2 separate regions of the Homo sapiens genome follow, and region 2 is linked to region 1. Evidence: read pairs that join two places in POLR2A ChIA-PET (ENCODE). Cell type or tissue: OCI-LY7. All regions are shown on one strand. Links, peaks and the distances in the headings refer to the core of each region. The heading gives the core; the rest is flanking DNA.

Region 1 (5,803 bases), core at 1,256-5,255:
TTTCCTCTGCTCCTTAGACTGGATAATTTCAATATTTTCCTGTTTCCTCACCTATAGCACCCTTGTTTTCTTCAGAACGTTTATCTCAATTTGTAATTTTCTTTAGTTATTTACTTGTTTTTTAAATCTGCCTCCCACATAAGCCTGTAAGCCTCATGAGGAGAAAAAATGCTGTTTTACCATGCATTCCACATCTTCCTGGCACATAGCATGTGTTAGATATTTGGTGAATGAATTAAAGAATGACATATTTTCTGTATGAATCTGAAAAAATATAATTGTATCCTAATTTATGTTAGTCAATTCCACATGATTCACCTGTGTAACTGATTAAATCATGTTAGCTTGATTTTTTCGGTCCCTCAGTTTTGGGACTGAAAATTGGACATTTTAAATATGGTGATGTGGAAATTTTGGAAGTCAGAATGTCCCCCCCCTTTTCTGGGTTTGCTATATTTCTTGTTGTGGCCTTCAGTTGTCTGGTTTTTTAATGACTTGCCAAATGAAGAGACTCTATTCCTTGTCTCCTGTGGTCACTGATGTCTCCATTGTGTTGTATCATTGCCCAGCCAGTGATCTGATGGAGATGTCCTCAAATGGCTGGAGCTGCAAATAAAACAAAACCAAAACCAAAAAACAAACAAAAACTCCTGTGCTTACGTTACTTCATTGCTCATCCAGGCCACCTATAACCCCAACCTTAGCCTCACCTTCTGCATATGCGTAGCTCAAAGATCAGCCAGAGGTATAAATCTAGGGTTCTTTCAAGTTGTTTTCTGAGCATGTGCCCAGCCTTCAGCATATGCATGGTCTTCCAGATTTCCCATTATACATGGGAGCCCCCAACACTCTCATTCCTTCATATATTTTCCTCCTCAGCCTCTTCTTTCCCAGGCTTTTCAGTTTGTATGTTGCTAACCCTGGCCATCATCCCTTGCCCCAGGTGACCCTGGTTAGTGGATGTCTTTAAATGCTTTTGACAAGCACTGCCTGGGATGCCGCTCTAGCTCTGAGAGAGTTCTGAAGGGGTGGTCTCTGAGCTGATTCCTCAGCTCAGGTCACAATGCACAATCACAATTTTTTGAGGACAGGTTCTTATTGACCCCTTTAGCATCACTGCACCAGGAGCACTGACTGCCATCCCCAGTGCTGCCTCTGAGCTGTGAAACGCTTTCTCTGCATCTGTTGTGATTATGTGTTCTTCCCCTGTTCTTTAATCTCTTAATGTAATCTATTGATAGATTTCCAGTGCTGAACTAAGCATGCATTCTGGGGTTCAAAATCTTGATCTCCACATTTTGTTCTTTTTAATATATTGTTGGATTTCATTTTAGGATTTATCTCTGATCATAAGGGAGACTGACTTACTGTTTTCTTCCTTGGTATTTGTGTGTACATTTGTGCTATCCTTTTATTTATGATATGTTGGTTTTTAGAATGAGTTGTGAAATTTTCTGGGATGGTGTAAAAATCTGTTATTGACTGTGGAAGAACTCTTTTCTCCAGAGCCATTTGGGTCTGGTTCCCTTTAAAAAAGTTATCTTTTCAATTTCCTGTATTATTATTGATTTATTTAGTTTTATAAGATGAAAAGTCAATTACGATCATTTAAATTTTCCTAGAAAAATTATTCTTTATGTTCAGATTTCCACATTGATATAGAGTTAAGCAATGCCACAGCTTCTTTTTGTTGTTGTTGTTGTTGTTTTTGTTTTGAGACGGACTCTCGCTCTATCGCCCAGGCTGGAGTGTTGTAGTGGTGTGATCTCAGCTCACTGCCACCTCCACCTCTTGGGTTCAAGCGATTCTTCAGCCTCAGCCTCTCAAGTAGCTGGGATTACAGGCACATGCTACCACACCCAGCTGATTTTTGTATTTTTAGTAGAGACGGGGTTTTGCCACGTTGGCCAGGCTGGTCTGGAACTCCTGACCTCAGGTGATCTGCCCGCCTCGGCCTCCCAAAGTGCTAGGATTACAGGCGTGAGCCACTGCACCTGGCCGACAGCTTCTTGAGTGTGTGTGTTGAAGGTAAATTTTTTGAGATTGAGACTCCTGAGTCTGAAGGAAATTTTAATTTTCACAACTTGATTGGTGGTTTTGTTGGGTCCAGAATTTTAGATTTGAGTTTATTTTTGTAAGATTTTTGGCGGTATTGTTGTGTTTTCTGGCATCCAGATCTGCTCTTGAGAAGTTTGAGGACATTCTGATTCCTAATCATTTTTTATGTGACCTTTTTTCATTCTAGAAGTTTTTAACAACATTTTCTCCTCTTTGTTTGACATTTCATCCCTTAAACTCAGCCATTTAGAAGGCTTCATGGCTAGGCCAGGAGGTGGAGGTTGTAGTGAGCCGAGATCGCACCACTGCACTCCAGCCTGGGCAACAGGGAAACTCTTTGTCTCACCAAAAAAAAAAAAAAAAAAAAGGGTCTAGGTTCCTGGGAAAAGAAATGAGTGTCAGTTCCTATAGATTTTAAGTCATGATGGGAACATCCAGTAGGCTGAGCTCAGCTCACTTGCCTCTTCTCGGCTACCCAAGTTTATAGAGCAAGCCTTTATAACTTCCATAATAGGAGGGGTCCTATCTCATATCAAGCAGGAATTCTATTATGATTGATTTTTAAACCCTGAATGATGAAAGTTTGTTGAAAGACAAACAAATGACCAATGAGGACTACACTTCATAAACAAAATAAAAACTTCATTTTAGGGAGAACCTCTCCTGGGGCCCGTGTAACATAGGAGATTTTTAAAACAGTGACTACAAATTATTTCTAAAGCAACATGGTGTAGGAACTCTTTCTGAAAATTTGGCTTGGCTATTCAGAACTTACTAGTTATGCTGTAAGGCTCATATGTTCACTTCGAAAGTTATTGGACATTACCTGATTTGTAGTTAATATTTAAATAAAGGATCTGGATTTCCTCATCTATAAAATAAGGAATTTTGACTATTAGTGATTTGGACTAGGAACATATTATACATGAGTGTGATATTGAGGAAAAAGAAGGTTGAGAACCTTTGGAATACAAAGGTCAGCAAACTTTTTCTGTAAAGGGTCAGATAGTAAATATTTTAGGCTTTGCAGGGCAGATGAGTTTTGTTGGAAGTGCTGAACTCCGCCGTTTACCTTGAAAGCAGCCATAGACAATATATGCCTGAATTGGAATAGCTGTGTTCCATTAAAAGCTTATTTACATACACGGGTGGTAGCTAAATTTGGGCAGAAACAGGTGGCAGGCCCTACTTGGCCCATGGGCTTTGGTTTGCTGACCCTTAGATTAGATAATTGCTAGAACCCTATCACAAGCTAATAGTCTATGTGGTATCTTATCCAAGTCGAGGATTCTGGAAAAGAAGAAGAAATAGAATGGTAAGTAAAAGTTTGTGTTAACTGTAGATGTCTGATTGCTGCATGATAGAGAATTGTAGAAATCTAGTAGATATCTTCAGTCTTGAAGGAAAATTGATCCCCCTATTAAAATAGAATGTCTTGTACAATGTTTAGGCCTTAGAAGGAGATTTTCCAGGTAAGGAGGTCATTGACCTCTTTCGTTTTGCTCAGTTAATATTTTACCCCTTGGCTTTCATGGATGTGCTGTTCTTCCTTTAAAGTTCTGGACTAATGGGGACACATTTTTTCTTCTTGGTTCTGTTTAATATGACTGCTATGAACTGGAACTTTAAAAAGTATTTGTATTCTAAAGGAAAACAGAGGGAAATGACTCAGAATATATTAAGAATATAAACAGGCTGTACAGGGTTCTTGTGTTAGCTTGCCCTGTAAGATTTTGAGTCATTATTTCACTTAGCATGATGTCTTCAAGATTCATCAGTGTCGTAGCATGTGTCAGAACTTCCTTTTTAAGGCTAAATAATATTCCATTATATATCTATACTATTTTTTTTTAAACCATATATCCTTCAATAGACACTTGAGTTGCTTCCACCTTTTGGTTATTGTAAATAATACTAATAGGAGCTTGAGTATATTAATGTGTCTTCAAGTGCCTGCTTTCAGTTCTTTTGAGTGTATACCCAGAAATGGAATTGCCACGCCAGTCCTTGGATTTAGGGGCCAGTCTTAATCCAGAATGACTTCATTTTAACTAATTACATCTGCATAGATTCTATTTCTAAATAAGGCCACATTCTGAGGTTCTGGTGGACATGCCCTTTTGGGGGATGCTGTGGTATGATAAAAAATGAATATTTTTTTCTGCCCAGGTTCCCTCGGCAGAACTTTGGAAACCCTTTGAATTTACTATCTTTTCTACACTAATGAGATGGCTTATAGCGGGGGTGGGGGCCCTAGATAGCTTTGGGGTGGGGGCTTGTCAGAAAAACTAACCCCATGTTAAGAGGGTTAGAACGTTCAGGCTCAACCCCCAGCCTCCCTCGAGGGGAGGGGCTGGAGATTGGTGGTAATCACCATTAGTCAGTGATTTAATCATCAGGTTTAGGGAGCTTCTGAGTTGGTGAGCACCTCCTCGTGCTGGGAGGGTGGTGCACCCTGACCCTTCAGACTGGCCCTGTGTACCTCTTCATCTGGCTCTTCATTTGTATCCTTTATAATAAACTGTAACAGTAAGTACGGTGTTTTCCTGAGTCCTGTGAATTGTTATAGTAATAGCAATGGGGGGAGGTGTGATAACCCCAGAATTTGTAGACTTCAGCCAGGGAGAAGTGTGAGTAGCCTGGGCACCTCATTGCAGTTGGCATCTGAAGTGGGGCAGCCTTGTGAAACTGAGCCCTTAACCTGTGGGGCCTGCCCGAACTCCAGATGATTAGTATTAGGATTGAATGGAGTTGTTGGTATTGCAGTATGATTGTGCAATTTGGTACAGTCAGCAAGTCAAACTTTTAAAAAATATTGCAAAAGATGGCTGAGTGAAGTGTAATAATACACATGCAGCATTTTAAAAACCAAACTTATTAACTTCTACCCCACCCTCAAATAAACCAGCACGTATATCCATCAATCCACAACTAATCCAGATTCAAAATACTGATGTTTTCATTGACTTCTCCTTCCTTGTTCTATTCAGTTAGTCAACATGCCTTGGAATTTCTAAATTGACAGTTTCTGGTTCATGCATTTGTCTTATTCTCCCTTCTGTTTCTTCACCGTGATGCTAACCACATTTTTTTTTCTTAATGGTTGGTTTGTAGTTACTTTGTTTTACCATTGTTTATGTTTTATCGATTAATTAGTTCTTGCTTCTTGCTACTAGATTACCTTTCCTAAACTGAGGCTGTGTTGCATATGAAGTATAGATTTCTTACGTTGCTTTTCTAGTAATGCCCCAAATCTTTACCACCTTTTCTTTCTGACTACTTCTCTCTATGAGTGTGCTTTCAACTCACCTGAACTCCTTGCTGTGCTCTAGGCTTGTGGAACTCAGCCTCTGTGCTGTTATTTCCCTGGAATGCCCATCTACTTGACAAAAATGTAGTTATTCTCAGCCTTCATCTCAGTTATTACCTAGTGTGTCAAACCAAACTTGATTTTCCCCAGCCCTCATCACATTGTGTATATTTTTTGGAATCTTTACTCAAATTTAAGTCATTCATTAATTTAAGTTCATTTGCTTTTTTGCTGATAAATTTACATAATATGAAACTTAATACTTCATTAAAAATTTTATATATTGTCCTCTTTTAATAATTTTATTTGTCCTCACATTATATGTTCACATGTGTGCACAGATAAACATTGGTGGTGATGTTCTTCTCCTAGTTTTACAATTGTTTTTATCAGAGAAATTTGGGATGATTGTAATATCTTTGTGCTTTTAGGTAT
Region 2 (5,803 bases), core at 598-4,597, 350 kb before region 1:
GATCCTCAAGGGTTTCTAGGAATATCTGGACAATTTCTCATACTCTCATATTCTACTTTTTTTTAAACCATCAGCCAAGAGCATAAGTAAAATTTTTCATAGTATGTTTTTTACCTATTTATTTATTAAGCTATAGTGAAGTAAAGTTAATTTGGGGGGTCCATTTTTCAGAACTCCAAAATTAGAACCTGATGAAGTATAATAAATTGAAAACAACATTTTTTATCTGAATGTTTGATGCAAACTGTGTTTCTTGTTTCTCAGTTGAACCTAAAATGTATATTTCTTTCATACTACACTGAGGTGAAACAATTGCAGGGTTCTCAAGAGCCCTGGGACACAGTGACCCTTGTGTCCCAGCATCCAACCCCACGGGCCGGCACCCCACTCCCCCCTACAGACATTCATTCCTGCCTTCATCTTTGCCATTTTACTTCTCTTTTGGAATGCCATTCCTTCCCACCTGTCCAAATTCCAAGTTCGTGTCTATAAAGAATAACTATTCCAGACCACAGTGATCTCTTTCTCTGTGTCCCAGTTACATAATCCTTATAATTTTACACATGAGAAAACAAACATGCAGAGCCACGTCCCATCAGAGGGCAAGCTGGGATTTGAGGCTGAGTTTTCTCTTCTTGGTCTGGTGTTCTTTCCGCAGCTTGAGGCTTGACCATGCGGGAACCAGATGGAGAATAAGCGAAGCCTGTGTGGGGCTGTCTCGCCCCGTACTTGCCCATGTGCATGTGTGCACAGTAGGTGCTCAGTGCCTCGTACAGAACATGCTAGAACCCCCGAAAATCAACTCCAGGGCCACTCTAGGAGCATGTGACCCAGACTGTCAAAGTCACATCAGCAAATATGTATCTCATCACGTGCCCAGCCCCAGTACTGGGTGGTGGCAGGAGTGTCAGAGCTGTGATGTGACAGGGTGTGGACAGATGCTAACCTTTTTATTGTAAGATAGAAATCACACCGGATGAAAAGACAAGGTGAACTACATAGTCATTTAAGTTCTGTGTGCTTTAGGCAAATGTGGATATTAAATATAAGGTTACATATTGCTCATATTAATATGAATAATCCCTGCTTGATTCCTTCCTGTGTTTACTGAGACATGTTCAACTACACTAAATAATAGTGATTTTTAAAAAACTTTTCCAAACAGTACAATTTTGTGGGAGTGGTACTCAAAGAGAACAAGAATATAAAATCACTCTGAAGTTATAGCTGATAATTTTTTCTAGGAAAAGGACTGGTTTGAGTAATGTACTGTGTTACTAATGACCACGTTGAAATTCTGGAACTTGAATCTGCTGTATTCTAACATTGTCAACTTTTTTAAAACAGCTGTTGTTGGCCTACTGTACCCCTGTATCGACAGTCACCTCGGAGAACCCCACAAATTTAAGAGAGAATGGGCCAGTGTCATGCGCTGCATAGCAGTTTTTGTTGGCATTAACCACGCCAGTGCTGTATCCTTAATTTTCTGTGCTACGTCCAGAGTATCTTCTTAGGTTATATATTGAAGCGTTTTGTTTTGTTATATACTCAAATGACTCCATGTCATAATACAGACATGATGGTGGTACCTACCCATTTCAGATTACTAAAAAGAGAAAGAAGAATGGGGCTATCGATGACTTCATAGTAAAATATATTGTTTTATGGTCAAAATAAATATATATTTATTTATATTTTTATATATATTATATATATTTTTAAATATATATAATATATATAATAAATATATATTTATATAAATATATATAAGCACTTTATATATAGCTTTCAGCAAGTTTATTCTTATGGTTAAGTTTTTGACTCAGTGATGGCAGGGAGATTTCAGGTGATCTTAATGATTACTGTAACCTGTATCCAACAAATCCTTTCTTTAGCTTATTACACAGTTTTTATGGACAGTGAATTATCTGTGGTACAATAATAAAATACCCATGTTTTTAACCCTTGTGGTTTTACGTTTTTTTATCTTAATAAGAGTCAGCAAACTTTTCCTTAACTTTTATATCACCAGAAATTGGATTTTGCCAATAATGTCCAGCTGTCCTTGACTTTAGCAGCCCTATCTTTGGGCCTTTGGTGGACATTTGATCGTTCCAGAAGTGGCCTTGGGCTGGGGATCACCATAGCTTTTCTAGCTACGCTGATCACGCAGTTTCTCGTGTATAATGGTGTCTATCAGTAAGTGTGTGTTTTCAAATATTGGCTTTGGAAAGCTTACTTAACTTTCATTAAAACATCCACTAAGCTTAGATATTTTCATATTTTATTTGTTTTTTATATAGAATGATACAGATTTAGGCATGAAATTCTCAAAAATGCTGCTATCCATAACTTAATGTAACGCAAAGGAAAACCAAGTAGTAGCAGTTACAACCAAACAAATATGAACATTCGTAACATTGGATGGTTGATATGCGTTCTGCATATCCCCACTACAGAGAATCTGTGATGTAGAATTGAGCCAGGTGAAATTGACTGCTAAGGTACAGTTTCTTTTCTCGCTCCAGGTATACATCCCCAGATTTCCTCTATATTCGTTCTTGGCTCCCTTGTATATTTTTCTCAGGAGGCGTCACGGTGGGGAACATAGGACGACAGTTAGCTATGGTAAGTGAAATGATCATATTATCTTCTAAAACTTGCGTCTCTTTACCTTGATAGAATGACTTTACATGATACATTCAAATTTGCGTTCATATATTCTGGTTCAGACTTGAGTGACAACTACTGAGAAAAGCTTATATTTAAAAAAATAGGTAATGATACCCAGGTAATTCTTTGCTAAATTATAAAAATTCATAATATTTGATCTAGAAAAGGAACTAGAGCCCTCGCACTGCCCCTTTGAATTGCAGATGTGGTCAGTGTTCTGAATTCTTGAAATTTCTGTAGTAAGCAGTAGAGAAAGTGACTGGTGTGTGAGTGTCCCCTCCTCCTTCACCATCGGAAGCAGATCTGGATGACCTCATGCAGTGATACTTTGCTCCCTGAGCATCAGTCCACCAGTGTTTCTTTTCACAAAATCAGAGTGGATGCAGATGATGCTGGCCTCTTAGTCCACAGTCAAGCAAATCGAGCCTGAGGCTGCAGAGTCTGTCTCGGGCCAGGGCAGGGACTAATGTGGGTGGGCAAGGGGACAGCCTGGTTCAGGCAGGCAGCACCTTTCTGTGGGGCAGGTGGCCCTGGGCATGGAGAAGTGGTGATGAGAGCACCGCTGCACGTGGCCGGGTCACCATGTAGACGGACTGTCCTGCCTGAACATTGCATCTGTTCTCAGCTGCAGGAGAAAGCAGTGCTACCCCGCAGAGCTTCTCTCACAGCCCCCCTGAGGGAGACGGAAAGGTAGTGAACTCCAGGATGGCTTTAGCAGTTCTCATTAGTTAAAAATTGACATCTTAGCACTTCAATTTAAAAACATAGAGGTGGACTTTTAAATGTTATTTTGAGTTGACTTTGGCAGGCTGAAAGAAAGTAAATTAAAAAAAACAACAAAAACCTAGAGCTGTTGCTCTCGGAGATAAGCTCTGGGAAAACTTATCTTAGTACCTCATGCTATTTTTAAAACAGTACATTTATTTTTGCCAGCTGATACCCTTCTGTGAGGAGTTGAATTTGAAGACCACTTGGCTGTTTCACAAAACCAGAAGTAATTACAGGTAGAATTTGCAGTCTTCCACTGGTTACTGACTCTCTGCTGCCAAATTTCTCATGATGGAGAAGAAAGGACTTTGCTTGCCTTTTTTTTTTTTTTTTTTTTTTGAGACAGAGCTCTGGAGTGCAGTGGTGCCATCATAGCTCACTGTAACCTTGAGCTCCCGGACTCAAGCAATCCTCCCGCTTCAGCGTCCCGAGTAGCTGGGATTACAGGCACATGCCACCATACCCGGCTAACTTTTTTGCTTTTTGTGGAGATGTTATCTCCCTGCCTTGTCCAGGCCGGGCTCGAACTCGTGGGCTCAAGCCATCCTCCCACCTTGGCCTCCCAAAGCACTGGGATTATAGGCGTGAGCCTGGCCTTGCTTTTTTTAATATTAAAAATCTGGTCGGATGGTCCCACATGGAAATAGTATGTTGTTTTCATGCATTCGCCATCATCCCCGTTAATAGTCTTCAAAGGAGAGCTGGCAACTCCATCATTGCTTTCTTGCTTTGAGATTTTTGTTTCGGTACTCTTTGGGAGAGAATTCCTAAGAAGGTTTTTAGAATAAAATTGTCCTCAACCAGATTGACTAATTACACATTATAACTACAACTTGAATAACATTTAAAGAGTTGGTTATTTCTGTTTGATAGGTTGGTGCTGTTATATGTCAAGGCTTTTTAAATCGGTTTTAAGAAATAAGCATTATTTTGGTGGAGGTAGAAATTTCACAACATTCATAAGTTCTAAACATCTAGAAATGGTTGGAGGAAACATTTTCGTTTTGAAGATAGTTTCATTAAGTAATCCCTGCTGTGCTCCTTTGCTTACAGAAAAAAATGTTAAAGATAACTCAAAATAGGATAGTTGGTGTAATTATAATTCTCCTTACTTCAGCTTTCTCTTCATCCTTTTTATTCTTTAAGCTTGGGGGAAAATGTTTGGATGTTCTCGTATCTTAAAACTGGAGGAGAGAGGCTGGGCGCGGTGGCTCACGCCTTTAATCCCAGCACTTTGGGAGGCTGAGGCGGGCGGATCACGAGGTCAGGAGATCGAGACCATCCTGGCTAACACAGTGAAACCCCGTCTGTACTAAAAATACAAAAAAAAAAAAAAAATAGCCAGGCGTGGTGGTGGGCACCTGTAGTCCCAGCTGCTTGGGATGCTGAGGCAGGAGAATGGCGTGAACCCGGGAGGCAGAGCTTGCAATGAGCCGAGATTGTGCCACTGCATTCCAGCCTGGGTGACAGAGCAAGACTCTGTCTCAAAAAAAAAAAAAAAAACTGGAGAAGAGAGATCACCACCTTAATCCCCTTCCCTGCTGGGCTATCACATGAAACTGACCTCTGAGGTTCTAAGCCTAACCCGCCTACCACTGTTTTTATTCATAAATACTTAAATCCTTACCTCTGGATCCCAACTGTTACTCTTTTTTTCACTTCAAAATTTGCAAACTCATTTCTATCCATCAAACCCCGGAAATGGCCCAGGGGCTTCACAGTGCAGTCCCCTCCCTCCTGCTGCATCCGTTCCTCAGGCTGTGCCCCAGGTTGCATTCGTGGTGCGTGTTTTCTCCCAGGGCAGCCTTCCCCACATTCCACTCTTGTCATACTGTTGACTCACAAAATGGAAGTGGCTGAATGTTCCAGGGATAGTGTCTAAGAGCTATTGGTTTAAGGTTGAAACCTACACCAAGTAAGGCTTTGTGAAGGGAGATGACGAGAGTGAAGTTGTTGACAGTCTGAAGGTGAAGAGATTCCGAGGCTCAGTTCAGCACCGGGACCAGACCCGCCCAGATCCAGGGTAATTTGAGGTCTGTGTTTGGTGCTGATGGTTTTGCCCAGTGCACTCCACACCCTCTCCTTCTTAGCTGTCTCAGTTCTCTTCAGATGCCTTTGTTCTAACTTATGCTTCCCTCCCTTAAGAAGAAACATAGTTACTTGCAAGAATAACCATGCTCAAAAGTTACAAGTTGGCTTTGCTTCAAGTTATATGGTCTCCTAGCTTTTTCTATGTGGTATTTCCCCCCACACATGCCGTTGTCCTTTGTGTCCGAAAATACAGCAGAAACATTTGTTATCAGCCTGTTACGGTTTTTTTGTTTGCTTTTTGTTTGTTTTTATTTTTACTTTTTTTGAGACG

The links. ChIA-PET counts read pairs that join two places held together with the same protein. Peaks named below come from ENCODE experiments on the same cell type or tissue, not always from the same donor. Only the 100,000 strongest peaks of a DNase experiment are listed, where the experiment ranks them.
Region 2: POLR2A ChIA-PET joins it to region 1 with 11 read pairs; 5 of 35 experiments call an interaction of 5 or more read pairs at or near these places.

What each region holds. Positions count from the first base shown.
Region 1 is chr7:155,649,178-155,654,980 of GRCh38, forward strand. All of the region lies in intron 1 of RBM33 (RNA binding motif protein 33), which reads left to right. Among named protein-coding and RNA genes, the nearest start is that of RBM33, 7.4 kb to the left of the region's middle. In OCI-LY7, for the core only: no CTCF peak of the experiment used is centred there; a DNase peak (open chromatin) is centred at 3,194; H3K4me3 peaks cover 3,904 bases; H3K27ac peaks cover 4,000 bases.
Region 2 is chr7:155,300,219-155,306,021 of GRCh38, forward strand. It overlaps INSIG1 (insulin induced gene 1), which reads left to right. Exons shown (of 6, transcript NM_005542.6): 3 at 1,348-1,472; 4 at 2,033-2,199; 5 at 2,529-2,628. Among named protein-coding and RNA genes, the nearest start is that of INSIG1-DT, 4.1 kb to the left of the region's middle. In OCI-LY7, for the core only: no CTCF peak of the experiment used is centred there; no DNase peak of the experiment used is centred there; H3K4me3 peaks cover 1,016 bases.